Regions from separate parts of the Mus musculus genome. Here regions 1, 2, 4, 5, 6 and 7 are each linked to region 3. Evidence: chromatin loops called from intact Hi-C (ENCODE). Cell type or tissue: heart. All regions are shown on one strand.

Region 1 (4,000 bases), 180 kb after region 3:
CACAGCAAAAGGAAAGCAAGCTAGACAGTGAGTAAAAGCCCTTGCTGTGAAAGCAAGAAGACCTGAGTTCAAATCCCTATGGCCGTGTAAAGCTAGCATGTCCTTCCAGCATCAGGAAGACAGAGACAGGAATCACAGGTGCTCATTAGACAACCAGTCCAGCTGAAAGAGCAAGCAAGGTCCAGTGAGAGAGCATTTCAAAAGATAGGGTGGCGGGCGGCCAGGCATGGTGGTCCTCACTCCCCTGTAGTCCCAGTACTCTGGAAGCAGAAGCAGTGTATCTGTGAGTTCAAAGATGGCCTTGGTTAGAGAGCGAACTCCAGTCAGCAGAGCTACTTAAGTAGGTCATATCTCAATTTATTTATTTATTTTATTTTATAAAAAAGTTGGAGACCAATGCAAGAAGACATCTGAAGTTCCTCTCTGGTCTCTGAATATACACACGAGTGCACCTGCGCGTATACACACACACACACCTCGCTTATACACACCATACTATACACACCATACTCAGACACTGGGGAAAGGAGAAAAAAAGGTGAGAATTTACTAAGCTTTACTATAGATTTAAGGAGTGTTGAGAGAGACAGACAGAGTGACGTTTCAGAAGAGAACAGCACATACAATAGACTCACGTGAGGGGCTTGCTTCTCAGTGGTGGCTTGACTGTGACTTTGTTCAGCCAGGCATAGTGTGCAACCTTTAACCCCAGCACTGACCATTCAGAACTGTGTGGGTCTCTGTGAGTTTGAGACCAGCCATCATCTACAATTATGAGTTCCAGACCAGTCAAGGCTACATAGTGAGACCTTGTCTCAAAAAACAATCATTCAAACACATGAATCTACGGGGGCCATATCTATTCAAATATCACAATACCAGGCTCTATACTATATTCTTAAGTAAATATATTCGTTGAAGTATCCTTGTCATATTAATTTACACTGAGATAATGGGTCCAGCGTGGCAGCACATGTAATCCCAGCACTCAAGACCTTCAAAAGAATTTTCATAGTCAGGAATTTATTTGAGGAAGCCTAAACTGAACACATACCACACACACACACACACACACACACACACACACACACCACAGAAACTTTTTAATTAGTTGAACTTACTGATTTCATTTTTGTGTGTTTTGCCTGCATGTATGTCTGCACAACGTGTGTATGCTTTGTGCCCACTAATGTCAGAAGGCATGCAATACCCTGGTACCAGAGTTATGGATGGTTGTGAGCTACCATGTGGTGCTAAGAATTGAGCCTAAGTCCTCTAAAGGAGCAAACAGTGCTCTTGAACCCTGAACCCTCTCTCCAGCTCTACATTTGGGTTGGTTTTTAAAAAGATCTTCTACATAGTCCAAGCTGACTTGAAACCCAGGATCTTCCTCCTGCCTCAGCTTCCAAAATGGTTGAGCTTACCCATCCCTAGCTTCAATTACTTGTATTTTAGGGTCTTACCATAATCACAGCCGGGGCCTTATGCAACCAAGCCACTGTTCCACTGGCTACATCCCTACTCCCAGAGTAATTGTTTTTTTAATGAGAAAAACAAAACAAAACAAAATCAGGTGTGATAATACACATGCCTACAGTTCTCAGGAGGACCAAGGCCAACCTCAACTACAGAGCAAACTCAAGGCTAGCCTGTACTGTATTAGATCCTGATGGTCTTGACAAAGTGAACTTAAAATAAAATACTGACTTTAAATAGATCCTTCAATCCTAAAACACTGCATCTTGAGAGCTGGCAATGGCCATGAAGACCACAGCCTGTCCCGGGACTTCCCCACACAGCTTGGCTATGCTCGACAGCTTTCAAGGAACATGTGGAATTTTCTAAGTTTCAAACTCCTGACTACAAAGACTTTTCTTGCTACCTCAAGTTTCACAAAAGTTGGGCTACCCAAGAATTCCAACATGCTTAAAGCAAAAGCAGCTTTCTTGTGTGTGGCTGACTTCTGCTGTTCACACAGAGCTTCCCACACAGGAGCTCCGGCGGGCGCTCACCTGGTCCGACTGTCACCTCAGTGGAGTGCTTGTTAATGACTTTAATCTTATCACTGAAGCCATTCCTCTCCACAATCTTCACAGCAGCCTCAGCCATAGGCTTAAAAACCTATACATCGGAAAAAGGAGCAGGAGAAGACAGGGAGGGAAAATGAGCAACGTGCTACTTAAAACCAAAACCTTACAACAAGCTAGCAAGATAGTATCTGACTCTGGTCTCATAATTTGATGCTAAAAGTGTTTTATTCTCCAAATGGGTCATGAAAATGACCACAAAAGGATGAAGTCCAACCAGCTACTGTGTCTGCTATCCCAGAATTCAAGAGGGTAAGGCAGGAAAATTATGATGAGTTAGAGACAAGCCTGAGCTACAGAGTGAAACTGACTCAATACTTTCCACCTGAACAAAAAGATAAAAGTTCAAATCCCATTTCATGCCAGCTACGTGGAAAGGAAGGGATCTTGCACTACCTAGTAAGGGCAGTAGGTGTCGCTGCCATGGTAAAGACAGTAAGAACAGAGCCCTCCGACAAACCTAGGGATGCATGCTTTGTGTTAGTGTGTTATGTTCAGAATTGAGCCAGTCCCAAAGCACGGCCTGTATTCCCTATGGCACGTGGGACCCTCTACAACGTAAACCCCTTTACTCTCCCAGCCGCACCGTTTTGTAACCCACATGATCCTCTCCAGCAAGTCTGAACTTTCCTTCCTCATCTGCCAAATCGAATCCTACTGGAGGCTGGGAATGGTGAACCATGCCTGTAATCTCAGCACTTGGGAAGTGTAGGTAGGAGGAGTAGGAGTTCAAGGCCAGCCTAGCTACATAGTAAGTTTGAGGCCAGGCTGGGCTACATAAGACCCTAGTGTGTAAAGCAAACATACAAACACAACCCACAGGGAAGCACCAAGCTTTTCCTCCAGAAGTCATGAGCCCCTGAGCCCTTCTCTAGCCCCTAAATCCTGACTTTTGAACCTGCCTCGTCTGGATCTCACAGCTCTAACCATAAAAACACAGAAACTCCCAGAAATACAAAGTAGAAACAAATAACAGGATATTTTCTTTTTCTTTCTAAATTGTTTTCTGTATTTTCTACCATGAAAATTATTTTGTTTTTTCTTTCTTTCTTTTTTAAATATTTATTTATTTAATGTATATATGAGCATCCTATGTCTGACACACCAGAAGAGTGTATCAGATCCCATTACAGATGGTTGTGAGCCACCATGTGGTTGCTGGGAATTGAACTCAGGACCTCTTGGAAGAGCAGTCAGTGCTCCTAACTGCTGAGCCATCGCTCCAGCCCCGATTTTGGTTTTTCTACTACTGAAAAAAGTTGTGTGTGTATCTGTGTGTATGTATATATTTATATTTATATGTGTGTGTGTGAAGACTGTATGTACTCAGCTGGGGGGAAACAATCATTTCTAAAATGTAGTTTTTTCCACACGTGGTCTCTGGCCTCTAACCCTGTTCTCAATCACTTCGTCTGAGCCTCTAAAATGGTCACAAGCTCAGCATCTTCCTCCTCCTGCTGCTGCCCTTCCCTAAACCTCAGTCACCACAGCCTCTCCTCAGCCCTGCTCAAGACCTCATGGGGTTGGAAAGACAGTGCACCTCAAGTGTGTGGCACTATTTTGGGGTTTTTTTTTTTTTTTTTTTTTTTTGGTTTTGGTGTTTTTGTTTGTTTGTTTGGTTGGTTGGTTGGTTTTTTGAGACAGGGTTTCTCTGTATAGCCCTGGCTGTCCTGGAACTCACTCTGTAGACCAGGCTGGCCTCGAACTCAGAAATCCTCCTGCCTCTGCCTCCCGAGTGCTGGGATTAAAGGTGGGCGTGGTACTAATTTTGATTGTCACTTGGCACAATACAGCGTTGCTTGAGAAGGGCATGTCTGCATTAGACTGGCCTGTGAACAGGCCTGTGAGGGATTTTTCTTAATTGGGTGAACAGATCCACCCTGAATCCTGACCATGGACTAGGTCCAGGACTG
Region 2 (4,000 bases), 65 kb after region 3:
TGCTCTGTCAATCTAATTTCCTGCCCTAGCGATACTTTCAAAGGGCTCAACTGACCTCCAAGGGCTTCACCTCCGGCTTTTGGTGGGTTTCTTCGCTAGGCTTCTGTGGATGTCCACTGTATGGCATAGTTCTGTTCTCCCAACAGCCTTTGCTCTCACTGTATCCACAGACTTGGATACTGAGCTTCAACACATCCCATTTCCCTGTGCTCCTGGCAGTAATGAGTAACTCATCCTTAGTAATGAGGCTGTGTCTATTAAGTCAGCCCCAGTGGCCTTCCTCCATGATTTAGCCAAGATCAAAGCCCCTCTGCGAGGCTTACTCGAGGTCCTGTTAGGGAAGAACTAACATTTTATTCATCCTCTGCCCTAGCCTTTGTTCTGTACCGGGATAGCAGGCTTCCTTTCTTTCAGGCTCTGTTTGGAATAGTAGTCTTTCCAGTTACTTCCTTTCCCAGTGTGAATCAACTATGCACATGAAGGCATTCTTTCCAGAATGGTTGTGTTTTCATACACCCTAAACTTCTAGGACGATGACAAACAAACTATGGATGGAATTAATGAGACATCTAGTCAGTATCAGAATCTTTCCTGGGGATTCAGGAGGAAAAAATGCTACCTAGCAAGGCAGGAAATCACTGTGGAGTCCTATGATGCTGAGCAGAAGGTTTAAAGGCCAGCCAGCATCTTATTTCATGACTGACAGGTGAGAGAAGATCTTCCCAGAAAGGGAGTGGGAGGCAGGCATTTAGACATAGAAAGTAGGGCCAACAGCTAAAATAGAGGAACTGGTGACATTTAGTGGGGGAATTGACAGGAATAGCAGGCACAAATATATTTCTCTAGAACCACAGTAGTAGAAAGACCCTGGGACATTCAGACAAAATCCCAACCAATCCTAAAAGTATGAATGGCATTTAAACTTTTTTTTTTCAACCAGTAGCATCCTTCTAGTGAACATCTTTAGGAGTGGGAAACACCTTAGAAAATAAACATTTTTTGAAGGTGTATGCTGAAATCAGATAAACCGCTGTTCATTTTCAATAACTATAGGTAAATCTCAGCATTTGTTGAGTGCCTCCTGTATGTCAGAGGTTGTAGACACGGAACTATAAATATGAATAATACAGGACTTGCCTCTGCTTTATAAGTTTAGTTTCATGAGGAAGCTGGGTGTGTAAACATGCAAATCAAATAGGGGAAGTAGAGGCTGACAGACACAGAAGATGTGCAACACTCGGCAGAACATCAAGGAAGTCGTCACACATCAAGGCAACATTTAAACTGGGGCTTAAAGGATGTTGAGGAGTTGGAGGACGGCATGATGGAGGGGATCAGAGGAAGAGAGAAAAATCAGTACTCAAGGCTTGCCAGTTTCCAAAGTTCAGAACGATGCAAACGAGAGTGGAGTCCAATTCTCAAGGGACTTTCCAGCTTTGCTGTGAAAAGTGGATTTGATCCCAGAGGCCCGAGGAAGCCTGTGAAAGGTTTTAGGCAGAAGCAGCTCACTCTACCAGAAAGTACTGAAGGAGAGACTGCAAAAATGTGGGGACAAGAAGGAAAGGTCCTAGTGGCGCAAGGAATGTGGCCAGAAGAAAAAAAACAAAAAAAAAAAAACAAAAAAACAAAACAAAACAAAAAAAACAAACAAACCTTCAGTGTCAGAATTAAGGAAAAAATATAAAAGTTCAGATTGAGGTGTGAAGGTCTCCTCCAGTATCCTTTATCTCTGGTGGGGAGGAACCAAAGCGTCTCGCTCTCGATTGGCTCCACCGAGTGTTGCAGCGAGGCCGTCTCGTTACCTTTCTTCCTAGACAGGGAAACTGAGGCCCAGGGTCCTCAAGTAGAAACAGAGAGAAAAAGATAACCGAATCCGTCTTCCAAGACGCTAACCACAGATCACATGTGGTCTTGCAAGGGTCCCAAGGCCTGCCCCACTTCCCCATCCCCCATTCCCCAAGGGGCTGAGTTTGCTATGGAAACAGTCCTCCCACCCTCCTCCGCGCCTAGGGCTCCTCAATGCACTCTGGGAAATGTAGTCCATTTGTTTACAAGCCCGCGGCACGAGCCCACTCCACAGCCCTAAGAGACTACATGTTCCAGCAGGCAGAGCAAACACTTGGGCGGTCTCTGGGGGCGAGGTCCCAACGGAGGGACCGGAACCTCCCAATAGGCAACCTCCTGGGCGGATCCTGCGTCTCCATTGGCCAGAGCAGCTCGCGGGAGGCGGGGTCAGCGGAATGAGGCGCGGAGCTGTTCGCCGCTCCAGGTGCTGAGTCCGAGGGAGGCTCCGGATGCCAGAGCCGCGGTCGCTGTAACCATCGCCGCCGCGAGAGCCGTCTCTAGGAAGCCCCGGTCGCGAGGAGCTGGGAGGCGCCGCGTGCGCTGCCCCGCACCGAGCGCCCTCCTGTGCGCCACCTGAGGTGGGTGCTAAGGACTTGCTTTTGTTTTATTGAGGAGAGGGGGGCCTGGGGAGTTGATGGGACGTGTCCTCGCCGCACTTAACACCATCTGTCCGTGGAGCTGGAGGGACTGACTGCGGGCCTCTTCGTGGCCCAGGGCCTGAGGTCGGAGCAACCTCGGCTGGGTTTTGTCGTATGGTGAAAGAGCTTCTTGAGTGTAAGGGATGAAGGGCTGGAAGACCCTCTCTGGTCTCTCGTAGGAGAGCGTGAAAAAGGCTTGGAGTCTCCCTTTTCCTGCGCCTAAAGTCAAGGCTGCTTGGGTTGTTGAGGATGGAGGGACTGTTCTGGGATGAGAGGTTTGGAGATAGAGGGACCCTTCCTTACAACACCCCAGCTCGAGGCTGCAAACAGGCTGCAAACAGGGATTGGGATGTGACTGATGAGACACCTCCCCTCCTCTTAGACTCTCCTAGGTTTCGAGTTGTTAGGGAGACCCTTCCCTTTGCCCTCCTTTACATCCAGGCTCTCCCCTTATGACTTGCTCACAGTTGGGTTCTTTGTGGGATATTTGTTTTTGGGAATGGAGAAAGTGAAGGGCTGCAGGACTCCTCCCCACCCTGCTCCAAGCACTGATGGATGCTTGGGTCTTCTGTGATGGAGCCGCACCTAAGGTCTGAATAGCCTGGGTGTGGGAGGTGGGTAGAAGTGAGAGTCTGAGGTACCCCTCCCTACCTGGATCTTATTTCCCAGGCCCTCTCCACCTAGATCCAGGTCCCAGGCAGTAGAGAGTGGAGATCATCTCTCTTGCTCCGCCACACCCCGGGAATTAGAGCTCCAGCACCACGGCTAAGAGTCTAGATGGGCACCTGAGGGAAAGGACCCAGTGGTCTCCCTCTCCAGCAACCCGCAGCTCCTCCGCGTTCGCGGATCCTGGAGGGATGCTCCGCTGCATGCCGAGCGCGCTCCAGATCTGGACGCCGAGATCTGGTACCCTGCGAGCAGGGGTTGCTCTCAGGTGCCCGGCTTTCGCGCTCTGCCCAGGCATCCACGGGAGGACAAAGCGGCGGTGGCGGCACTGGCAGGCGTGCAGGGCTGGACTGCGCGAGGGGCGCGGCTGAGGAAGGGGGGCTTCGGGCGCGGCACGGGTAGCTTCCACGGAAACGTGCTAGGAGAAGAGAGAGCGAGAGAGACAAAGCGCGCTCGCTCCTCGCGGGCCCGCGCGAGCCGGGATGGAAAATCCCGAGGGAGGAGGTGGCTGTGCTGTGCTGGGTCCTGTGCCATACACTCTTCTCTGTCCCCACCTTCCAACCCCACTGCCAGTCCTGCCCCAAGAATGCGATGGGATTGATGGTTACTAGAGGCAGGACTTGTGACCACGAGGACAGGGATGACCAGGGACTCTACCTTGCAGTTGAGGGGATCTGAAGAAGCATGCTGACTAAACCCATTCAACCTCATGCCCTATCAGCTATATTAGGACAAATTTGGTTTTGTGGCTAGATGTGATTTTTATTGATAGTGGTGTGTGGGGCAGAGCGTGAGTGAAAATGTGACTGGATGAATGTGTCTGTCCATGCTCCAGTATTCACGCGTGTGCC
Region 3 (4,000 bases):
AAGGTGTTTACTTAGCAGCTTGCTGAGTGGAAAGAAGCAGAAACTTCCTGACAGGAAGAAGTCCAGGGGGATGACAAAGGATTGTTGCCTGAGAGAGAAAGAGAGAGAGGGGGGAATATCTTGGGGTTCTAGGATTAAGGGGTATAATCCGCTGGCCCCAATAGCCCTCACCCTGGCTGACCTCCCTAGTTTAGGCTCATCCGACAAACATGCACACTCTTGATTGAGGTAGCCTAAGCAGGACACGGAGGACCCCAAGCAGAACACAGACTCAACAGACACCCGTCAGCACTAAACACCGGAGAACCCTATGATCATCTGTTTCCAGACAGTGAGTTATCTAAGTCTCAAAGGAACCTGATGAGACCAAAATCGTGAGGGTAGGGGATGGCCTTTGAAGGGTGGCCCGTGCTGGGGACGAATCAGGCTCACCTTCCTGGAGCCACCTCCCGTTGACCTTTCTCTCCCCTTGTTTTTGTCTTTGGAGTAAAGGAAAGATAACACAGCTTAGCTCAGCGGTTCTCAACCTGTGGATCGTGACTCCTTTGAGGTCCAACAACCCTTTTACAGGGGTTGCCTAAGACCATTGGAAAACATGGATATTCGTGTTACAACTCATAACACTGGTAAAATTACAGTTAAAAAGTAGCAACGAGGGCTGCAAAGATGGCTCAGTGGTTAAGAGCACTGATTGCTCTTCTAGAGGTCCCGAGTTCAATTCCCAGCAACCACGTGGTGGCTCACAACATCTGTAATGGGATCCAATGCACTCTTCTGGAGTGTCTTAAAGACAGCTACAGTGTACTCATATACATTATATATTATATATATATCTTAAAAATAAAGTAGCAACAAATAATTTTTATGGTGTGGGGGAGTCTTCTACAACATGAAGAACTGCACTAAAGGGTCTCAAAACATTAAGAAGATTGAAAACCCCTGCCTTAAATTGAGGCCAGGCTGCCTGACTCAGGGCCAACACACTCAAATTTTAGGCTCCTTCAAGAGCTTTCAAGATAGCAAGCCTTTGGATGGCTGTGGGAAAGGAACAGGTATAAGGGTGTCCAGAATCCTGCTTGACCCAAGGCTATGTGGAGGATGAAACCATCCTTACTGGATTCCCTCAGTTTATTAAATGAATGGTTTTAATTTACACTTCATTTTTGTTTTTAATATATCGAGAGTTGCCTCAGATAAGGCTCTAGACTCTAGTTCTCACTGCCAGATCACATACCGACTCTGATGCTTGCTCTGTGGCCACGAACTGGTCATTTAGCCCGTGGGTGTCTCCCTTTATTATCTGTCGGCTCAGAAGGATCGACCCCTCCCTATGAGTGCTGTGAGATTAAAAGGAGTTGTTGCTTGTGAGGGCTTGCGACAGATCCTGCCTTTGAAAACATCAGCTTGAAGTTTTATTGGGCATTTGTATTTCATGTCAAACATTTCTGCTCTGTCCTTGCCCATTTTTATGGAGGTCATTTTTCTAGTTACACGGCAGGAATTAATGCTAGAGCCCTCTCAAGTCAAGGTGGCTCTCTTAGTGGCTATGGTCCTCATAGTCTCTAGGGGGCGCCCAGGGCCCATTCTGTCTGCGTTGTGGCAGCCTGTGGGCTCTGGGCAGAGAATTCTGGATCCACCTGGCTAGCCTGGACTGACTGGGCTCTACATCCTGTTCTGCACCTTTACCGACCTAAGCATACTGAGTGAAAAAGAAACCAGGCATGGGGCTGCTAGACGTTTGTATGAGGTGTACTGCTTTGTCCCACCTTGGTTTGAGACCTTGGGTTTCCAGAAAAAAACAAAAAAACAAAACAAAAAAACGATGCTAGATTGTCTGGGTAAGCTTTTTCCCTCTTGTCTTACTAGCCTGGAGCAAGAGTGCGTGCTAGGGGGACCCCTGTGGGGAATGATGTGGTAAATAGAGACGCTAGCAACTGGGGTCTGATGTTAGTGGACAGAGAAAGCTGGCGTCAAAACTCCCATTGGGCCAGCTAGTTGGGGGTGGAGTGGGGTGCAGACTTCAGACGGAAACATTGTAAGTGAAGAGTGGAAGACGGGACACACTGAGAGGGAAACATATCGGTAGACATGGAGTCCCAAATTAAACAAACAAACAAACAAACAAATAAAAAACCAAAAAAAAAAAAAAAAAAAAAAAAACCAACAACAACCCCAAAACCCCAAACAAACAAAAGGAAGGAACCACGACATACTGAGCTGTAGCCCAGAGATTTGGTGTGGTAGGAATGTCACTGTAGTGCACTGTAGTGGCCATGACTCTACCAGGTCAAGTCTCAATGTGGCAGAGAGAGGAGCGAATTGTGACCAGGGTGGCTCAAAGGCAGGTCTTTGATGGGAGCAGAGGCAAGCAAAGGCCCAGAATTAAGGACTACCAAGAGAGAATAGCATGTAAGAAGCTCCAGAGATGTGTGCACGACGTTCTAAAGCACAGAACAATGGCTTCCAGAGATAATGGGAAAGGGGGATGGAGAATGGCGAGTCACCCCTAGGAGACTGTGTGGAAGCTGTGGTCAAGCAGGAGACAGCTTTGGCATAGGAGATGGCAGGGGACACAGAGGATGTCTGACAGAGACCCTCTGTTTTCCAGGATTGGAGGGAGTTGGGCAATAGGAGATGTCAGTAGGTACAAAGACAGGATGAGCTGATAAGGGCCGGAGGCTGGCCTCTCCCTCTAAGCATCTCATGGACCACCAGGCAGAGGTAGGGTGGCGTGTCTCTCCATGGCACTCTACTTACCAGCTTCTGTTCAGAAGGATCTGTCTCCCATTAGGAATCCTGTGCCGTGACAGGTTCTGAGAGCTAGTCACAACTCTGACTGCACGCCAAGGAGCCCCCTCATGCGAACACTTCTGGAAGCATTGAGTGCTATAAAGACCCACTGTGTGGCGTGCGGATCCCATTAGAGGGGAACATTTTATCACAATGGAGGCACAAGTAGGTTGTTTGATGGTAATTGCTTTCCTAAACCTCGAAGAAAAAATGCATTGCAAACCCACCACAATTAACTAGAGTGATCACATTCCTTTTTTTTTTTTTAAGCTATTTAGAAATATTAGCAACGGACTTGGTTTCCAGGTTGTTGTGGTGCTAGGGTTTTTTCTGTTGAATCCCACAACGTATTGTAAGTGCCTGAGGAGGGAGGAATGGGAAGATGTTTGCATTTTCCACTCAGCAGCCCACCGAAGCTCAAATAATAGCCTCGATGTGTAACCTGGGAGTTTAATATCCTCAAATATTTATAATTATGCAGAAATAGCCCTGAGAACCATTCAGATTACTCACAGCTGGATAATTATCTGTGTCCAATGTTCACAACCTCAGAACTGATTCTCAGAGTTCCGGTGCCCCTTTGTCACTTAGGGTGTGGGTCCATGGGATCTGTGGGCAAAAGAGATAGGGCGGAGGGCTCTCTCTGGCTCATTATAGCTCCTTCCCCTGCTGAATGTAAGTTCTCTTCTGTTTTCCCTGGGCGTGAAAAGTCCGGAAAAGTGTTCAGCCCCACTGGCCATAGGGCAGGAAGAGCTGGTGTGGGTTATGAACACACACATGGGGAACTGAGTTTAGTCTTCTCCAACCCACATAAAAATCAAGTCCTCACTGGGGACATAGAACCATGAGGACCCCTGGGGACTGCTGGCCAGGTAGTCTCGCTGAATGGATGAGCTCTAGATTCACTGAGAGACCTGCCTCAAAAAATAAGGTAGAAACAAAAACAGAAGGTGGAAAACAACTGAACACAACACACACACAAACACATACCGCACACAGACACACATGTATACTCAGAGATCACACAGACACACACACACACATACACAGACCAAGCACAGAGAGACACACAGATACACACAGACCACACAGGGAGAGAGAGAGAGAGAGACACACACACACCACACACAGATACACACACTCACAGATCACACAGATCCCCCCACAGACACACACACATACATACAGACACACAGATACACATAGACCA
Region 4 (4,000 bases), 91 kb after region 3:
GCAGAAGATGAGAGAGGGCGGATCTAAGGATGAGGGAAGAATGGGGGCAGGTGCAGATAGTGTTCCAGGGATGGGATGACACCAGTGACCCCTGTGAATGGATGCATTTGGCCTAAACATGCTAATGGGCACAGGCCTGGCACTATGTCAGCCCCCAAAGTGCAATTGGGCCAGCACTGGGCACCAGTTAGGTGTTGGCACAGTTGTAACTCAGATAGGAAATGGCTTCTGAAAACTGGTTACTGTACGAGTGAAAGACAGGAAGTAAGTCTACTCTGCAAATGATCATGGCCAGGAATGGAAATGCCAACTGGATCTGACAGGTCAGAAAGCCATGGTTTGCTGGGGGAGTGATTTGCTCTCTTTTTGCACCCGCCGAAGACTTATAGAGTAAGCCTCGGGCTACCACCTAACTGAGTCACCACCACAAAGCTTAATTAATGCCTGCAAAGCACTTTGAGGTCTTGACTGAGAGGTTTCACATGAACACAGAAAATCCTTATTAATCACTGTGGCAGCACCAAGTCAGGGTGTACTAGGGGCGAGCTGCCTCCATGCTCAGAACAATGAATGGTTAAACTGTGATTTGGAAGGACAGTTCTGATCAGCTGGCTGGAGAGCAGCTTAGCTCAGAGGAGGCAGGCCCTTCTGGAAGCCACTTAACTCACCTGGTCCTTATCGGCCATGCATTAGGTAGACCTTCCATCCCCGCTGTGCATGGGTAGTGGAGGGACTGTTAGGTAGTCGTGAGGCCTTTCCAGGTAGGCCAAGTGGACAAGCATACAGACTCAGCAGCAGGCTCAGTATATCTTAAGGCACGTCCCTCCTGAGCCCAGTTTCCCCATCTTGAGAGGAAAGTGACAGTAGGCACCTATTCCTGGGCTGGGTTATGAGATTAAAATGACGTTCAGATGAAATGGCCTTGATGCCTGTGTTATCCTTGCATTGCTGTGACCAAAATAACACAGCATAATTGAAGGAAATAATTATTTATTTGGGCTCATGGCTTTAGAGGGTTCCCTAAATTGGTTGGCTCCATGTGCTTAGGTAGAACTCCTCAGTGGCAGGAATAAGGTTTGGGGGGGCGGGGTCCTCCACTTCATGGCCCAAGCACAGAACTGAAGACCGGGTATCACCTTCTGAGACAGGCCACCAGAACCTATTTTCTCCAACCAACACCTACCTCCTAAAGGTTCTAGAGCCTCCCAAGACAGTGCCACCAGTTTGGAACCAGATATTCAACACATAAAGCCTGTGGGGGAGTATTTCATATTCAGATCATAATGTAACAGCGCGTGAGATATCCGAGTAACACAAATGCTAGCAGTAGTAATGATATCAGCAGTAAGAACAATTACAGAAATAACATCAATGTCAAGCATAACAATAATAATAGCAATAGCAGGTATATACACTGACCTGAGTCAAATAGTTTTCTAACTATATTCCAATACTTAGCTACTTTTAGATTTATTTTTGCTTTTAATTATGCCCCTGTGTGTTTGTCTTGTGGGTATGTGCCTATGAGTGCAGTTCCCTGCAAAGGCCAGAAGAGGGAGTCAGAGCCCTTAGAACTGGAGTTACAGGTTGTTTTGAAACCTGACATAGGTGTTGGGAACCAAACTTGGATCCTCTGCAAAAACTATAGGTGCTTTATTGCTTCCAGTCTCCTTTTCTGTCCACTCTCTGCTGCCTTTATTAGTACTGTCACCCATTTTAACAATCATGCTTCGTTACAATTGCCATTATCACGGCCTTCATTACATGAAATAAAGATACTGGGCTTAGGGTCAGGGATGGAGAAGGGCCTAAAAGTTTCTCACTCATCAAAATTATGGTGGTTTCAAGGAAACTGTAGGTAACTAGAGAAAAGCTACCAGTAGATGTGGAAAGATAAGGGGCTGGAGAGATGGCTCAGTGGTTAAGAGCACTGACTGCTCTTCCAAAAGTCCTGAGTTCAATTCCCAGCAACCACATGGTGGCTCACAATCATCTGTAATGGGATCTGATGCCCTCTTCTGGTGTGTCTGAAGACAGCAACAGTGTACTCACATACATAAAATAAATAAATAATAAATATATTTTTAAAAGATAAGAAAAGATATTGAGATGTGGTACCATCACGTCCCTCCCCTCTACTTATGCTTAAGAGGGACAGTACCCCCACATCTGGGAGACAAGGAGTTACCTGTTAACCTAGCTACTCAGACATTTCTCAGTTTCCTGAACTGGATGATTCCCCACAAAACAAGGCCTGAGGCCCAACCCAAATTTTCAGTCTGATCCCTGTCTCTATCTGTATCCCAAAGCTTCAACTAGTATCTGCATCAGGACACTAATTCAAGAGATGTCAACCTTGAGTCACCCCTTATCTCATTGGTAGCCATAAAAGATCTGATTAGTTTCGTCCAACACCTACCTGACCCATTCTATCCTAAACTACCCCCAGAGGAGTTAGGGAGGTTAGGCAGAACAAAGTGACCCAGACACATACTTTTTTTTATCCCCCCAACCACATACCAGTTCTTTGTTTCTCTCACCTATACAGAGGCCCCAGAGGTCTCAGACTTGCGCACATGCTACCCCCTCTCCATGATGTTCAGGTACCTCTACTTCATCCTGCCTTTGACCTCATCTTCAACATTCTGCACTCCCACCATTCTTCTCTCTACACAAGAAAGGTGCAATCAGCAAACTCATTCTAGACCCAACATTGGGCTGGTTCTCTGCTCTGGACCCAGCCCTCAAAAGACAAAGAAGCTAGGCATGGCAGCACACATCAGCAGTCTCAGTGCTTAGGAGGCTGGTGGGGAGATGAAAGTTCAAGGCCAGCTTGCACTACACATTAAATCCCTATCTCAAGCAAGCAAGCAAGCAAATAAAAGGGAATCCAGTTTTAAACCCATCTTTGTATAAATTAAAGACTATGGTTCAGTCTTATCTGAGACACAAGTGGAGAGAGCCAGAAGCAGATTGACTTTCAAAATAAACAGAAGAAAACCCCTCTGGAACCACCTGCCCTTTGAAATAGCCTTCCCAAGCTGCTACTATGGTTCTGAGATGGCTCATGAGGTAATGTGTAGCAGGCACATGGGCTGCTGTTGTAGACTATAAAATGCATGAAACTCGCAGTTGCCTATAGGGGAATGTGATCTCCTGTTGTTCTATGCCTTCTCTGCTTGCCTTATGGGTAGCATGTCTCTATCAAAAAAGTGAGTCTCTCACCCTAGGAAAGATCTCAGCTTTAAAAAATTTAGCGCAATGCTTTTTATATCAGTGGGTTATATTTAAAGCATTCAAAGGCCTAGATTTGCATCGACTGCATTTGACTTAGTCAAATTATTCACCATCCATCTCTCATGTACAACCCTCTTCTCAGTCTATGAAAGCTCCGATTACATAGAGTTTAGGTTTCTTCCAGGCAAATTGATCATCAATTTCTTAGACCTCATCCTACCAAGTATCTTGGACTAGTACAAGTGTCTGGCTCCCCTATTGGTATTTTGAACGTGTCCAAGCTCAAATCATGGCCAGCAAGCATTACCAGTGGCTTTTTTCTGCTGCAGTGTCTGAACATCTTTCTCATAAGAGAAAGTGAAAGCAAACAGGCCATGAAAGTGTCTTAGCTGACTGGGAGCACAAGAGAGGAAGAAGGGAGAGCATCCTACCTGGTAGGGCAGACTCTTGAGAACACGACTTATAAACAATTGTGAATGCCTACCATTTGTTGATTACTTGATACGTTCAAAATTATATTGAACTTCAAAACAATCCCATGGACGGACACACACACACACACCAGGCTGAATCAACTGATCTGGAGTAGCTGTGTCTTGACAGATGTCCCTAACTCTTGCCAAGCAAACATGTCTGTCTGACAACACACGACTGTATGTGTTTGTTTATACCTTACTTTGTTCCACATGGCATTTGGGGTAAAGAGGGAGATGTGAGACACAGCAAGACACAAAAAGACAAAATGAGGAAGACAAGCTAAAGA
Region 5 (4,000 bases), 140 kb after region 3:
CCCCAGCCCTACCACACGGGCTCAGGCTCAGCGGTCTGGGCCAGTATCTCAGATCTGAGTCATTTCTACTCATCTGTAGAGTGGGAGCGACCTGTGCTGAGGCCCAGATAGGAGTAAGAGTTTCTTGTCCTGAATAATGGTGACCACGGTGGTGGTGGTGGTGGTGGTGGTAACTGTGGTGGAAGAGGAGACAAGCCAAAGGGCAGAGCCCAGAGCAGACCAGAGTGCAGGCCAGCATATGGGCTCTTAGATCTCCAGGCCAAAGACCACACCCACCCACTGAGGCTTCAATGGCCAGGACAGTCCCCACTTCTGGGTGTCAGCAGCTGCCATGCCAGGCTCTCTGCCCACCAGCCCCTGGCTTCACTTCATAGTCCCTAATTAAAGTGAACCGTAATTATTTCTGCTAATTCGGATGCAGTTGGAGGAGGTTTTAGACCATGGTAATTTGGTCATTACACATTATCTTCCACACAGCCTGAAATACTGTGTCGACTTTTTGTTCTCTATCTAAAAGCCACCGTTAAGTGAATCTAGAGCTTTCTGAAGCATCATTTGGCGGTCTGATGCAGATGGGGCTCTCTGCCCCAGGGGCAGCAGCTCTTCTGCTGGGGAGACTTGCCTGAGGGGCTGCTTGGTAGGGGACCCTGACTATGGCCCAGGACAGGTCTCTCTCATTCTCAGCTCCAGTCTGTGCAGGAAAATGCTGGATCAGTGGCTGATGGGATAAGTGTTCACTGGCTCTACTGAGCCTGCTAGAACGAAGGCACACACTCAGATGTCTCACCCTGGGCTGCCCGAGGCCTCTTGCATGACTGTACCAGAGTTAGGGTTCCCAGCTCGCCAGCCACAGAGATGCAGGTTGTCTGACACACAGTTCAGCCTTCCTGTTCTGACATAGGGTTCATTTGTGTTGTATTTGAAGATGTGTTTCTGTCTTGGTACCCAGCATGGCCTTCTGGGAAGGGAGGGGATATGTCATCAAGTTCAGAGTGGAAAGATATGTCCTCTCACCCCTGGCGATACAGATGGTTGTGAGCCTGGCAATGTCCAGAGACTACTGCATTGCAGAACAATCCACATGGCCCCTCCTCTCCTTCCTCCTCCATCCGGTACCCTCAAACAGTTTAACTTCTTGGGCTGGCTTCTCCTCTGTGGCTCTGTCATTATTCTTTTTTTCTCTCTTTACCTCGTGGGTTTCAAATTAGTTGGCAGATATGTTGATCCATGCCATTCCGAACCTTTTTAAAGCTGGCTAGTATGGTTTTCATATCAAACTTGATTTGCAACATCTTTTAACACCATGATGGGGCTAACACGTTTTTGAATAGCTGAAGGTTGGGATAAGCATGCAACCAGCTCTCTTTACTTCTCAGGGTCCCTTATTATCAACCCTGCCCCCCCCACCCCCCCAAGGGAATGTGGCGCTACAGACTCCGTTTCTGGATGATTCTTGACATCTTACTCCCGAGGCAAGCTCAGTATCTGCCCTGCTGTCCTCACCCTGGCTCTTCTACACTGAAGCCTGAAGAAGTCATTCTGGCTGCGTGCACCTTGTGCCTGCCCGGCCATCCCAGATTTTTCATTTTACTTTCCAATGCCTCTGCTTCCCACTTGCCCGTCTTAGCCCTGTACTCCTCTGCACTTGCCCACTGTGAACGTGGCTGACCTCTTCCAGTGAGGCCTCCTCCTAAGTCTGACTCCTCTTACCCCCTTCAGTTTCTTCCATTTCCCACAGCCCATGCTCCACCCTTCCTGGGTCACCCAGAGGGGCCCCCACATCCCCTGCTCTGCCGCTCTTAGTCTTGTCAAGCACAAGCCAGTCCTCACTTTGTGGGAGGTGCTTGACTCTGTGCTCGGGTATGTTTCAGGCACTTGTCTGGCTAGATGCTGCCTTTGGGAGTAGAGCTGGGCCCTGCTGGGTGAGACTGTTCTTCCACAGAAGAGGGTCAGGCCCATCTGGAGAGGAGCCAGGGACTCTGGGAGGATGCAGCCAGCAGTTCGTCCCTTCCTCTACCACGGCCCTCACTGGGTCACATTCTCCCAGTTTATTTCACCGAGCCCTTGAAAACCTGGACATCCCCATGAAGGAAGGGCTGGCTTCCCTTTGGCCTCCACTCTGCACAGCTAATTCTGAGCACCTTTTTAATCAACGTTCTGTGCCGTCAGAACTAAAGGGCAGAGCCTCTCGGTGTGACTTTGTGTTTTTGTAAGAGAAACACACACATGACTGTACAGGTCCTGGGGACACTATGTTTGGAATCCCTGAGTCCCAGCAAATAATAAACTGGATACTACAGAGATCACACACCTGTTACGAGGGAGGCAGGTACGAGGGAGGCAGGATATGTGAGAGGCAGCTATGGCCTTGCTGCCATGGCGTCTTCATCCCAGGTGGATTCTTCTCTGCTGCAGGGCCAGCAGCGATGCCTTTGTCCTGTCCTTTGTCAGCACAGGGCAAGTGATACTAAGGGAAAGTCTGACAAACGGGTGGCTGATCTTGACAAAGACACCAGCAGCCCAGAAAGCAGCAAAGAGCAGCATCCGGAGGCTAACAGGTCTAATGTGTGCCCGTCTGAGTGCTGTGAGCCTTAATGTGCCCATCCATGAAATGGCACACACTAAATATATAAGAAGTGCTAAGCTTAAGTGTCCATGGCTGAAGAATACAATGGAAGAAAGCTTAGCTACTGCCTCAGCAACACATGGGGCCGTGTCATGTTCTGCTTTGAGTACCGCATTCTCAAACGTGCTTTTATACATCAGTTGTCCATAACTTTACAGGACTGATTCCCAGAGCTGTTGTGAGATGGCTGCACTATGGGGCTGGTATATGGGCAAGAACTAAACATGTGAGTTAGAAACAACCTAAGTTCAGCAAGAGAGCCTGTTATCAAATATCCAGACATTCACCCATCGGCCTGGAGGAAGACTGGCGTGCAATGCATGCTGGGGAGGAACGTGGAGTTGGAGAAATCCAGGGGGCAGAGCTGAGAGAGGCAGATAGGAAGAAGACCCACTCAATCTCAGCAGCAGCAGCAGCAGCAGCAGCAGCAGCAGCAGCAGCAGCAGCAGCAGCAGCAGCAGCAGCAGAAGGCTGACTGAGAGCCACCATTGTGTTTGTCCTTTGCCACTGAGAATGAAGCTTGGCTTCTGTGGTCCACCTCCCTGGGAAGTGCCTGGGTCTGAGGCTTCATCAACACAGGAAATCCAATTGGAATGGATTAATGAAGTCTGGGGAGGGCAGCTGGTGCTCACATAGAAATATAAATTATTGATATAGATTCTGAGGACAGGTGCCCACAACGGTCCGTGAGGAGTAGCCTCCAGCAGCTAGTGAGAAGGGGCCCTGAGGGAGGCCTCGGTGGTGTTTTCTTCCCTCTGGGCTACAGCACTGACAAGTGCTCATTCTTGTGCTGGGTTACACACATGGGGGCGCAGCTGCATTGTCTTTGGGACATACAATTAAAATCCCTATTTCTATGAAGCCAGAATTAGATAGAGATGGCCTGCCTAAGTCACCTGCTTGCTGAGCCAGGCCCAACCAATGTAACTCTGCCCTAGTAAAGAAGGGGTCAGGTTTGGAGAAGTGGAGGCAGGAAGGTGCTACTGTGGAAGCAGAAGGGTCCAGCCCATGTCAGGGGCCCAGAACGAGGGGACACAGGCCAGAACTCTGGCCTAAGACAGAGAGACTGCAGAAGACCCTGTCCCATAGAATTCATGAAGCGACGAACCATACAGCCAGATGGGGCTTAAAGACAAGCTAGCAGGAGGCTGTCCAAGGCTCCTCCAGTGGGTTGTGGCTTTGAATTCAAACTGGAGGGGCAATAGGAGGTCAGGTTGAGAGTGTGGTCAGAAAAGGAAGGAGAGAGTCACTGAGAGTAGACGGCTCCATGGTTGAGAGCATAGACTGCTCCATCATAAGAACCAGAGTTAGAAACCCCAGCATCCACATTAGGCAACTCCAATTTTGGCTTCTGCTGAAAACTGAGGGGAGGGA
Region 6 (4,000 bases), 190 kb after region 3:
GGCTCTCCTCAGTCTCCTCGGCTGATCCTCTTACGCTCCATCTCCATCTCCATCTCCTCTCTCACTGGGATGCAGCAACTTCTCTCAACCTCACCTTTACCGAGCTCCGCCCGCAAACTCTGTGTCTCCACAACTCGTGCTTCTGTCGACCTCTAGCATCACAGGAAGTGTCCAAACCTTAACACCTCCTCCTCTCGGGTGGGCATCCCATCCACCCGGTCATCTCGCCGGGAGGAATCTTGGTGCTTCTTGAACTTTCCCCTCTTGCTGCATTCAGTGGGTTACCAAACTCCTTCCTGCTCCTCCAAGCTGCTCTGCCTCTCTCACCTCCACTGCTTGCTTCTACGTTAGGACAGAGGACTCCCTGTCCTCTCTCCAACCCACTTCCCACACTGCTCTCAGCAGGTGCTCTCTTCTCCTAACAGAGACCTCAACTGCTCAGAAAAACAATCTCCACAATCTTCTTCAAACCTAAATTGACATGGAGGAGCCCTGCACCCCTGCAGCCAGCTGAGCAGCAGCCCTGGGTACCTGGCAATCTCCTGGTGGTAATCATAGTGTTCATCCTCCTCCAGCCACTCCAGGGATCCCGTGGTAGGATTGGCACGGCCACAGAAGACCTTCATGGTGCCAACTGGCTCCTCAGTGTTTGCACAGAAACGTGAGGCTTGTTAATTTACTTCTTAGGAAGATATCTTGATATCAGAAACCTAATCAATTATAATGCCTAGGATGGAGAGAAAGGACAAGAAAACAAAGAGAAAAAAAAAATAAAGAAACAGACAAAAATGTCAAAGTTACTTACAATTCTTTATTAATGATAACATCGACCTTCAATCTCAGGTCTGGAAGGCAGAGACAGGCAGATCTCTGTGTAAGTTCAAAGTCAACATGGTCTTCATAGTAAGTTCTAGGCCAGCAAGAACTACATAGTGACAGCCCATCTCAAAAGAAAATTAACCAGTATTTTGATATTTCTGACAAGAGTAATTTTCATTTTTTATATAGGATATACCATCAAAAACTATAATAAAAGCCAGTTGTGGTAGCTCATGTCTAAAATCTCAGCACGTAGGAAACTGAGGCAGAAGGATCTAAAGTTTGATGCCATCCTGGGCAATGCTGTGAGACCTTGTCATAAAACAAGAACAAAACAGAACAACGTGTCGTTGCATGTCTTTGATTCTAGCACTAGAAAAGCAGAGGCAGGACCATCTCTATGAGTTCCATGCCTGTCAGGGCTGCACAATGAGATTCCTGTCTGAAGAAAAATTTGGGGGTGAGGGGGGGCCTACAGTAAATATATAGGGCTGTTTGGAAGTTTCGCCACTTTTCAGAAATTCCTACATAATTAAAAAGGCCCCACAAGTCCATCGGGGTCCAGCCTTCAAGTGAAGGCAAGTGAGAAGGCAGGGTAAGCCGAGCAATGAGCTAACATTATACAGTAAAAGCGCAGAAGTGGTTATTCCGCAACAGATTAAGGACACTTGCTTATCTGTGATGTCGCTAGGGTTTCACTAAGAACACACTTAAAAATGCACTGAGGGCCACTCCAGTGTTTTAATCAAAAGCATGTCCACCTCGGGCACACAAACGTCTGGCGCTTCTCCGGGTGAGTGTCGTGAACTGAATGGTTCCCAAACTGCTCAGAATACGAACTGAGAAAGCCATCCCGAAGCAAAACCGCCCGAACGGTCCCGGGACCGAACCGTTCCCGGCTGGGTTAGGGGCGCTGCATACAACTGAGGTCCCGCCCGGTGTGAGTGACTGGGGCGAGGCTTCTGACACAAGTCCTGCGCCCGGCGACAGTCTGAGAAAGGACAGTCACCCACGCGGACCGCTGCGGCAGACCTGCTCAGGGTGCTTGAACCACTCCACGTGGACTCTGGAGCAGCCCGGAAGATAAGTACACCGGAAACCCAAATATCCCCAACGCCAGAGCCCTAAAAATGAGGCCGGAAGACCGACTGCACCCAGGCCCAGCCACGGCCCAACCTCCCCAGCAAGCCCAACAGCTCACCCGCTGTGGGAAGCGATCCACTCGCCGCCACTCCCGCGGCCATTTTGCCTCTCCCACTGTGGGTGGGGCGTCGAGGCGTAGCGTGACGTTCCGTGAGGCCCCGCCCGCTGAACTGGATGGACATCCCGTCGCGCCCCGCGCCTTCCCACAGTACTCCGCGATCGCCGCTATGGAGGCCGGCAGGACTGCGGTGTTGCGCGTGAAGCGGAAGCGCAACGCGGAGCCCGCCGAGGCGCTCGTGCTGGCCTGTAAACGCCCCCGGAGCAGCGAGGTCGAGTCGGCGGCTCGGGAGACGCCAGAGGGCCAGGAGGCGGCGGCGGCGGAGAGAAATGTCTTCCAGTTGGTTGCCACCGTGCGATCCCAGGTATGAGAAGGGTGAATGGACTCTTTGTGGGAGCGATCTTTGAACGCTGCCCGTGTCGCAGTCATCTCTTTTCCCGACGCCCCTCAGGAGGAGCCAATCCAGCAGCTTGTGCGGGCTGCCTTGCGCCCGTCCCGGAGCAGCCAGCTGCGTATCCGCCGCGATCTTCGTGCCTCGGTGCGCGAGGTCCGTAAAGAGGGCCGCTACAGGGTGGTCTCCAGCCACCGATCCTCGGGAACCTCGAACAGTTTGGAGCCTCAGTGTGGGTCAGAAGCTGTCGGGGATGCGGGCTTCCAGTTGTTGGACCTGGTCCACGAGGAGGAAAACCCAGAGGCTGCTGCCACCGACTGCCGCAAAGTGAGTACTGTATATGTCTGCTCTGCTCCCAAAGGCAGTAATGAAGAGCATACACACTGTAAGCTTAAGAATGGATGATCCATCTCTAAGAGTTGACCTCATTTTACCTGATTTCTGTTGTTGTTTTTGTTCTGTTGAGATAGTTTTGCTGTGTAGCTCTGGTTGACATAGTACGGGCTATGGAGCCCAAGCAGACCTCTGACACACAGCAGTTCTGCCTCCGTCGCTCCAGTGCTGGGATTATAAGTAAGCATGTGCAACCCACGCCCCTTAGGATTGGTTTTCTTTCTTTCTCTTTTGCTTGTGTCGTAATACACACCTTCCCTCCCAGCATTTGGGAGGCAGTACCATGTGGATCTCTGAGTTCCAGCCCAAAAAGGACTACATAGTGAGACCTTGTCTCCAAAAAAAAAAAAAACAAAAAGCAAAAAACAAAAACTTTGTGTGTGATTGATCAGGCCTTTAATACTCAAGAGGCATGGATCAATAGATCTCTTCTTTCAAGGCCAGGCAGAGCTACACAGTGAGAACGTGTATCAAAATAAATAAACAGAATTGATGTAGGCCTTTTGAAAGTGGATTTGGCTATTTAAAAGATATACAGTATTTAGAGATGATGTTAAACTGTCATTGCTACGAAAAATGAGGTAAATATGGAAGGAGTTTTAGCTCACAATTTTGGAGGTTTTGGTGCAGTGTATGGTCAGACTACTAACAATTTGCCTCCAACCTCCCTGAAGACGGGGCTCTAGCATTTATATATACCCTCTGAGAAGTTCCCAGAATTCCAAATGTCACAGAAACTATCTACAGCTGACAAAAACCACTTCTGCTAGGGCATGAGGCAAATCATAGTCAGCTGCTTTAGACAGCTCAAAGCAGCCCCACATCCCCACACCTGGGATTAAAACAAAAAAAAAAATAAACTGTTTCTGTGTTCTTTAAAGAAACCAAAATTCCAGACTTGTCACTACAAAGGGAACTTGCGGCAAGTGTTCTTCCTCTGAGCTAGATTCCTAATGTGGTATTTTCCTTTTCTTAATCTTCACAAATACTATGAATTAGATACTTTTATCGCCATTTTGTTTTTTTTTTCAGAAAGTTTTTATTAGCAAGCATTGGCTATTCAAAGTAATAGTTTTTATTAGATTTTGTATGTCTATACTCACTCCTGTTGAACCTTTAAAAAAAAAAGCCTTATTTATTTTATGTATGTAAGTACACTGTAGCTGTACAGATGGAGCTCACTCTGTAGACCAGGC
Region 7 (4,000 bases), 100 kb after region 3:
CTTATTGACACCAGAATCCTTACTACAAAAATGTGAGAATCACAGACTCTGGGGTCTAATCTCACTGTGACCTTGCCCACGAGATTTGCAGAGCCATTTGCTTTGTGGCTTTTCTTTTGGGTTTGCGGGTTGTTTTGTGTTTTGTCTTGTTTTGTCTTGTTTAATGGAAACCAGGGAAAAAGTTGTATCATAGCCGCTGCGTATTAACTCATGCAGGCAGAGTGCACAAGACCACTCTTTACAAACCAGCCTGTGGGAATTAGCGGTGCTGTGGCAGCCAACTTAGAGCTGGAGGATGCTTTCAGATTACTCCTTCCTAGTCTCACAGAGCTGTTCGGGGAGCTACACGTGGCTGGGTGTCTGTGGGATTTCCTCATCCCGACCTTTGCTATGTTTGGTGATATGAGACTGGGTCATCTGTGGGACACCAGGACTGCTGGCTGACTTTGGGTTTCCTCCCTGCCACTCAAGGATCATAGCTGGCAATCAGGAATGGCACTGTAGACTGGTGCTGGTTATTGGACAGTGGGGACTCTCAGCTAACAGGCTGATACTGAAGAGCCTTGACAGTCCTCACCACCCACTCATTTCTCCTAATCTGTGCTCTATGCCTTTTCCTCCTTATTCTTTTCCCAGGGAAGAGCCAGGCTCACCCTAATCTGCCGAGCCCAGAGCCTCTGCCTCCATGGCCTCCTGTCCTGTATTCTTTTCAGCATGTCTCTGTCCTGTCATTCCCTGGTTCTAATTTCAGGCCCTTCCATAAGCTCCATCTTGGTTAGTTTATCTTTTCAGCAACACCAGCCCCCCCCAGGCCATGCATCTCCTAGTGCATTCCTCTCTGACATCCTGCCTCAGCTCTCTAGATCCAGGCCCACATTTCCAGGCGATTGTTGTCTTCTCAAACTCAGTGTGTCACAAGCTCAGTATATCACACACCTTTCCACTGCCCTCCCAACTATCCCAGCCCAGTCTCTCCTCTGTCCCAATGATCTGATTGTTCCTTCAACTGAGGCCTCCTCCTAGCCCTCAGCACTTTTGATAGCCAACCAACTGTCTTAGGATCCCCAGAGTACCATAGCTACTTCCTCTTGGTGCCACCAGAGCAAGTCAGGAGCTTTATTTGTGGGAATAAAATATGATGATAAATATAAGGCTTGCGCCAGGCGTTGGTGGCACACGCCTGTAATCCCAGCACTTGGGAGGCAGAGGCAAGTAGATTTCTGAGTTCAAGGCCAGCCTGGTCTACAAAGTGAGTTCCAGGACAGCCAGGGCTATACAGAGAAACCCTGTCTCGAAAAAAAATTATATATATATGGCTTGCTTTAGGGACCTGGCTCGACAGAATGCTCAACACACTGGCTGTTGGTCCCTCACTGCTTGTGCCTCTCATGTTTGATTATTGTCGCCATTATTTGCTCCTGCTCAGGTTCAAGTCCTGTGTCTTCATCAACACTAGTTTGGTCCTTTTCTTTCCCTGACCTTCTCCAATCTTTCCCTTTTCCTCTATCATGCTTGTGAGGTCCTACCCTTCAAGTGTACAGGGAGACAGCTAGGAACAAGTCAGCACTGTCTCTGAGCCTTCCTTCCCCTCTGCCTTTTCAAGGCACTTGTAAGCCTGGGCTTAGCTACCTGAACAGAGCCATGATAGGTCTTTTTTTTTTAATATTATTTATTTAATGTATATGAGTACACTGTAGCTATCTTCAGACACACCAGAAGAGGGCATCAGATCCCATTACAGATGGTTGTGAGCCACCATGTCATTGCTGGGACTTCAGGACCTCTGGAAGAACGGTCACCACTCTTAACCTCTGAGCCATCTCTCCAGCCCATGATAGGTCTTTTGTAGTCCAAGTACATCACATCCTACTTACTAGGCACTTCATAACTGCCTGGCTCCTACTGACAAGGTCCAGTAAGTCCCTACTAAGGTAAAACTGCTGTTTATTGTATTGTGGATACTATTTCTGCCTCTAGTTTGTAAGACGTCATTATTCAATATTAATTGAGTCCTGACTATACCCAATATAACCATTATTCAATATTAATTGAGTCCAGGCCCATACCCAAGACATGATAGGAGTGATCTTCTTCCCTCGCTGGAGCTCTCAAGCTTTGGGAGACAGACATAGTTGAATTCTTTAGGTGCACTGAGTCTAACAGACCTGTGCTGTCTGCACAGCCTCTACCTTAGGGTAGACCAGATGCTTTGAATGCTGAGACCCAGGTCAGTGGCTTTGTGTCAATCACCATCCCAAGTGATTCAGTCATTCGGCAATAAACTGATTAATCTAAAGCTGCCCATGTCCACTCAGATAGTAAATGTGTCTATCTTCACTATGGCTTTTTCTGCCACTACAAAAAAATTTCAAAATCAGTCTTTTCTAAAAAAAACTTTTGGGGCTGGTGAGATGGCTCAGTGGGTAAGAGCACCTGACTGCTCTTCCAAAGGTCTGAAGTTCAAATCCCAGCAACCACATGGTGGCTCACAACCATCTGTAACAAGATCTGACGCCCTCTTCTGGAGTGTCTGAAGACAGCTACAGTGTGCTTACATATAATAAATAAATAAATCTTAAAAAAAAAAACTTTTTAGATCTTTCCTCCAACTTCCCTCAAGTTACTGCTGCCTCATTTTTTTTTATAAATTCACAAATAAACTGATATTCTTGAACTAACACATATTGTCCATGTTAGTCTCTGGAGCTTTGTAATTGGTTATGTTTCTCTTTTTGCTTTGAGTTCCATGAATCTCAAGGATAAATTTAGAACTTCTTAAGACTGGCATTGTGGGGCTGGAGTTCTAGCTGCGTGTAGAGCACTTGCCTAGCTGCATAAGGCCCTAGTCAGGTTTTAGTTGTTGTTGTTGTTGTTGTTGTTGTTGTTATTGTTTTCAATGGCCATTAGGCCTGTTGTGGTAGCACATGCCTTTAATCTCAGCACTCAGAAGGAAGAGGCAGTAGGTCTCTTTAAGTTTGATGCCACCCTGGTTTAGATATCGAGTTCTGGGACAATTGGGGCCATGTAGACCTTTTCTTAAAAAAAAAAAAAAAAAAAAAAAAAAGCCATGCTGTTTAGAAACTTCTATCTCCTTTCCCTTCAGAGAGTACTTCTAGCTTAATACTCTCACTGCCACATCTCTTGTTACACGCTTCTACTAATCCAGCTTTGAGGAAGGGAAGAGAATAAATGAAGTCTCTTTAAAGACTCCAAGTAATCTTTTAAAAGAGATTATTGATCACGTAAATTATCCTTTTCCAAAGAAGATTACTTTAATTTATGGGCACGAGCAGGCTTGCTGCCCTTCTGTGATGTTGTCTCTCTCAGACATGAGTTTTGTAAATTGATGAGGACAGCTCTTGTTGCCAATGTTGGGTTTTCCCTAAATGCCCTTAGGCAATCTATAGAGAAATCAATGCACATCGCCAAGCTACATTTATGGTTAAGCAATAATTATAATGTGCCCAGATGGAGGCCTCAAATGTTTGCCTCAAGCAAGATGCTAGTCCCCTTTAATATTCTCCTGGTCAAGCTCCTGCCCTATTTCTGCTCTCCACTTCTGTCTGGGTAGTAATCTAAAGACATTAATGTAGAAACAGCCTGAAACACCCATCCAATTTTAGAAGATTCCCCCAGCAAGCATTAAGTCTGCAGCCTCCACACCCTACCCCCAGTGCCTTGGGGATTTGCTGAGAGCAACTTTCATTCCTACCAGCTGATTGTGTTCAGCAAATGTTTGTAAATGTCCATGGCCGTGTCTCTCCTCCACACTACAGTGAGCTTCCGCCCCCTGAAACTGTGTTTTCAGAGTCTTTTGTGTCTCCTAATGGTGCCTGGAACATTTTGCACATGATAAGGAACTCAAATAAAATGAACAATAAGCGTCACAACCAGCTTGAGCTTTTTACAGGGCTCTCCGTGAAAACCCTGAAACACATCAATGTCTGATAAAGGCAGACATCTGTAGATGCCAGTGGCAGATGCCCAATTATGCTGAGCC

The links. Hi-C counts contacts between places; a loop is a spot of excess contacts. Peaks named below come from ENCODE experiments on the same cell type or tissue, not always from the same donor. Only the 100,000 strongest peaks of a DNase experiment are listed, where the experiment ranks them.
Region 1: it touches region 3 in a loop (3-fold over the local background); 13 of 42 quality-filtered maps call a loop at or near these places.
Region 2: a loop joins it to region 3, with 5 times the contacts of the local background. A loop is called at or near these places in 19 of 42 quality-filtered maps.
Region 4: it touches region 3 in a loop (2.7-fold over the local background); 2 of 42 quality-filtered maps call a loop at or near these places.
Region 5: a loop joins it to region 3, with 3 times the contacts of the local background. A loop is called at or near these places in 16 of 42 quality-filtered maps.
Region 6: it touches region 3 in a loop (3-fold over the local background); 13 of 42 quality-filtered maps call a loop at or near these places.
Region 7: a loop joins it to region 3, with 6 times the contacts of the local background. A loop is called at or near these places in 2 of 42 quality-filtered maps.

The regions. Positions count from the first base shown.
Region 1 is chr8:106,225,332-106,229,331 of GRCm38, reverse strand. It overlaps Prmt7 (protein arginine N-methyltransferase 7), which reads right to left. Exons shown (of 18, transcript NM_145404.1): 5 at 2,013-2,121. Among named protein-coding and RNA genes, the nearest start is that of Prmt7, 16 kb to the right of the region's middle. In heart, a CTCF peak has its summit at 2,487 (motif pointing right); no DNase peak of the experiment used is centred here.
Region 2 is chr8:106,336,235-106,340,234 of GRCm38, reverse strand. It overlaps Smpd3 (sphingomyelin phosphodiesterase 3, neutral), which reads left to right and starts at 2,270. Exons shown (of 9, transcript NM_021491.4): 1 at 2,270-2,423. In heart, a CTCF peak has its summit at 2,377; DNase peaks (open chromatin) are centred at 1,244, 2,114 and 3,544; H3K4me3 peaks cover 2,543 bases; H3K27ac peaks cover 913 bases; H3K27me3 peaks cover 1,437 bases.
Region 3 is chr8:106,401,041-106,405,040 of GRCm38, reverse strand. It overlaps Gm34026 (a long non-coding RNA gene), which reads right to left. Exons shown (of 3, transcript XR_387995.2): 2 at 3,304-3,399. Among named protein-coding and RNA genes, the nearest start is that of Gm34026, 3.0 kb to the right of the region's middle. In heart, a CTCF peak has its summit at 1,559 (motif pointing right); DNase peaks (open chromatin) are centred at 30 and 1,580; H3K27ac peaks cover 609 bases.
Region 4 is chr8:106,309,717-106,313,716 of GRCm38, reverse strand. The region is part of intron 1 of Smpd3 (sphingomyelin phosphodiesterase 3, neutral); the gene reads left to right. All of the region lies in intron 1 of 4930506A18Rik (RIKEN cDNA 4930506A18 gene), which reads right to left. Among named protein-coding and RNA genes, the nearest start is that of Smpd3, 26 kb to the left of the region's middle. In heart, a CTCF peak has its summit at 1,541 (motif pointing right); no DNase peak of the experiment used is centred here.
Region 5 is chr8:106,260,439-106,264,438 of GRCm38, reverse strand. The region is part of intron 3 of Smpd3 (sphingomyelin phosphodiesterase 3, neutral); the gene reads left to right. Among named protein-coding and RNA genes, the nearest start is that of 4930506A18Rik, 20 kb to the left of the region's middle. In heart, no CTCF peak of the experiment used is centred here; a DNase peak (open chromatin) is centred at 1,868; H3K27ac peaks cover 349 bases.
Region 6 is chr8:106,209,103-106,213,102 of GRCm38, reverse strand. Slc7a6os (solute carrier family 7, member 6 opposite strand) reads left to right here and starts at 2,170. Exons shown (of 5, transcript NM_001007567.2): 1 at 2,170-2,384; 2 at 2,472-2,738. The coding sequence starts at 2,190. It overlaps Prmt7 (protein arginine N-methyltransferase 7), which reads right to left and starts at 2,049. Exons shown (of 18, transcript NM_145404.1): 1 at 2,021-2,049; 2 at 532-727. The coding sequence starts at 626. In heart, a CTCF peak has its summit at 2,175; a DNase peak (open chromatin) is centred at 2,162; H3K4me3 peaks cover 2,739 bases; H3K27ac peaks cover 1,972 bases.
Region 7 is chr8:106,300,910-106,304,909 of GRCm38, reverse strand. All of the region lies in intron 1 of Smpd3 (sphingomyelin phosphodiesterase 3, neutral), which reads left to right. The region is part of intron 1 of 4930506A18Rik (RIKEN cDNA 4930506A18 gene); the gene reads right to left. Among named protein-coding and RNA genes, the nearest start is that of 4930506A18Rik, 21 kb to the right of the region's middle. In heart, no CTCF peak of the experiment used is centred here; no DNase peak of the experiment used is centred here; H3K27ac peaks cover 479 bases.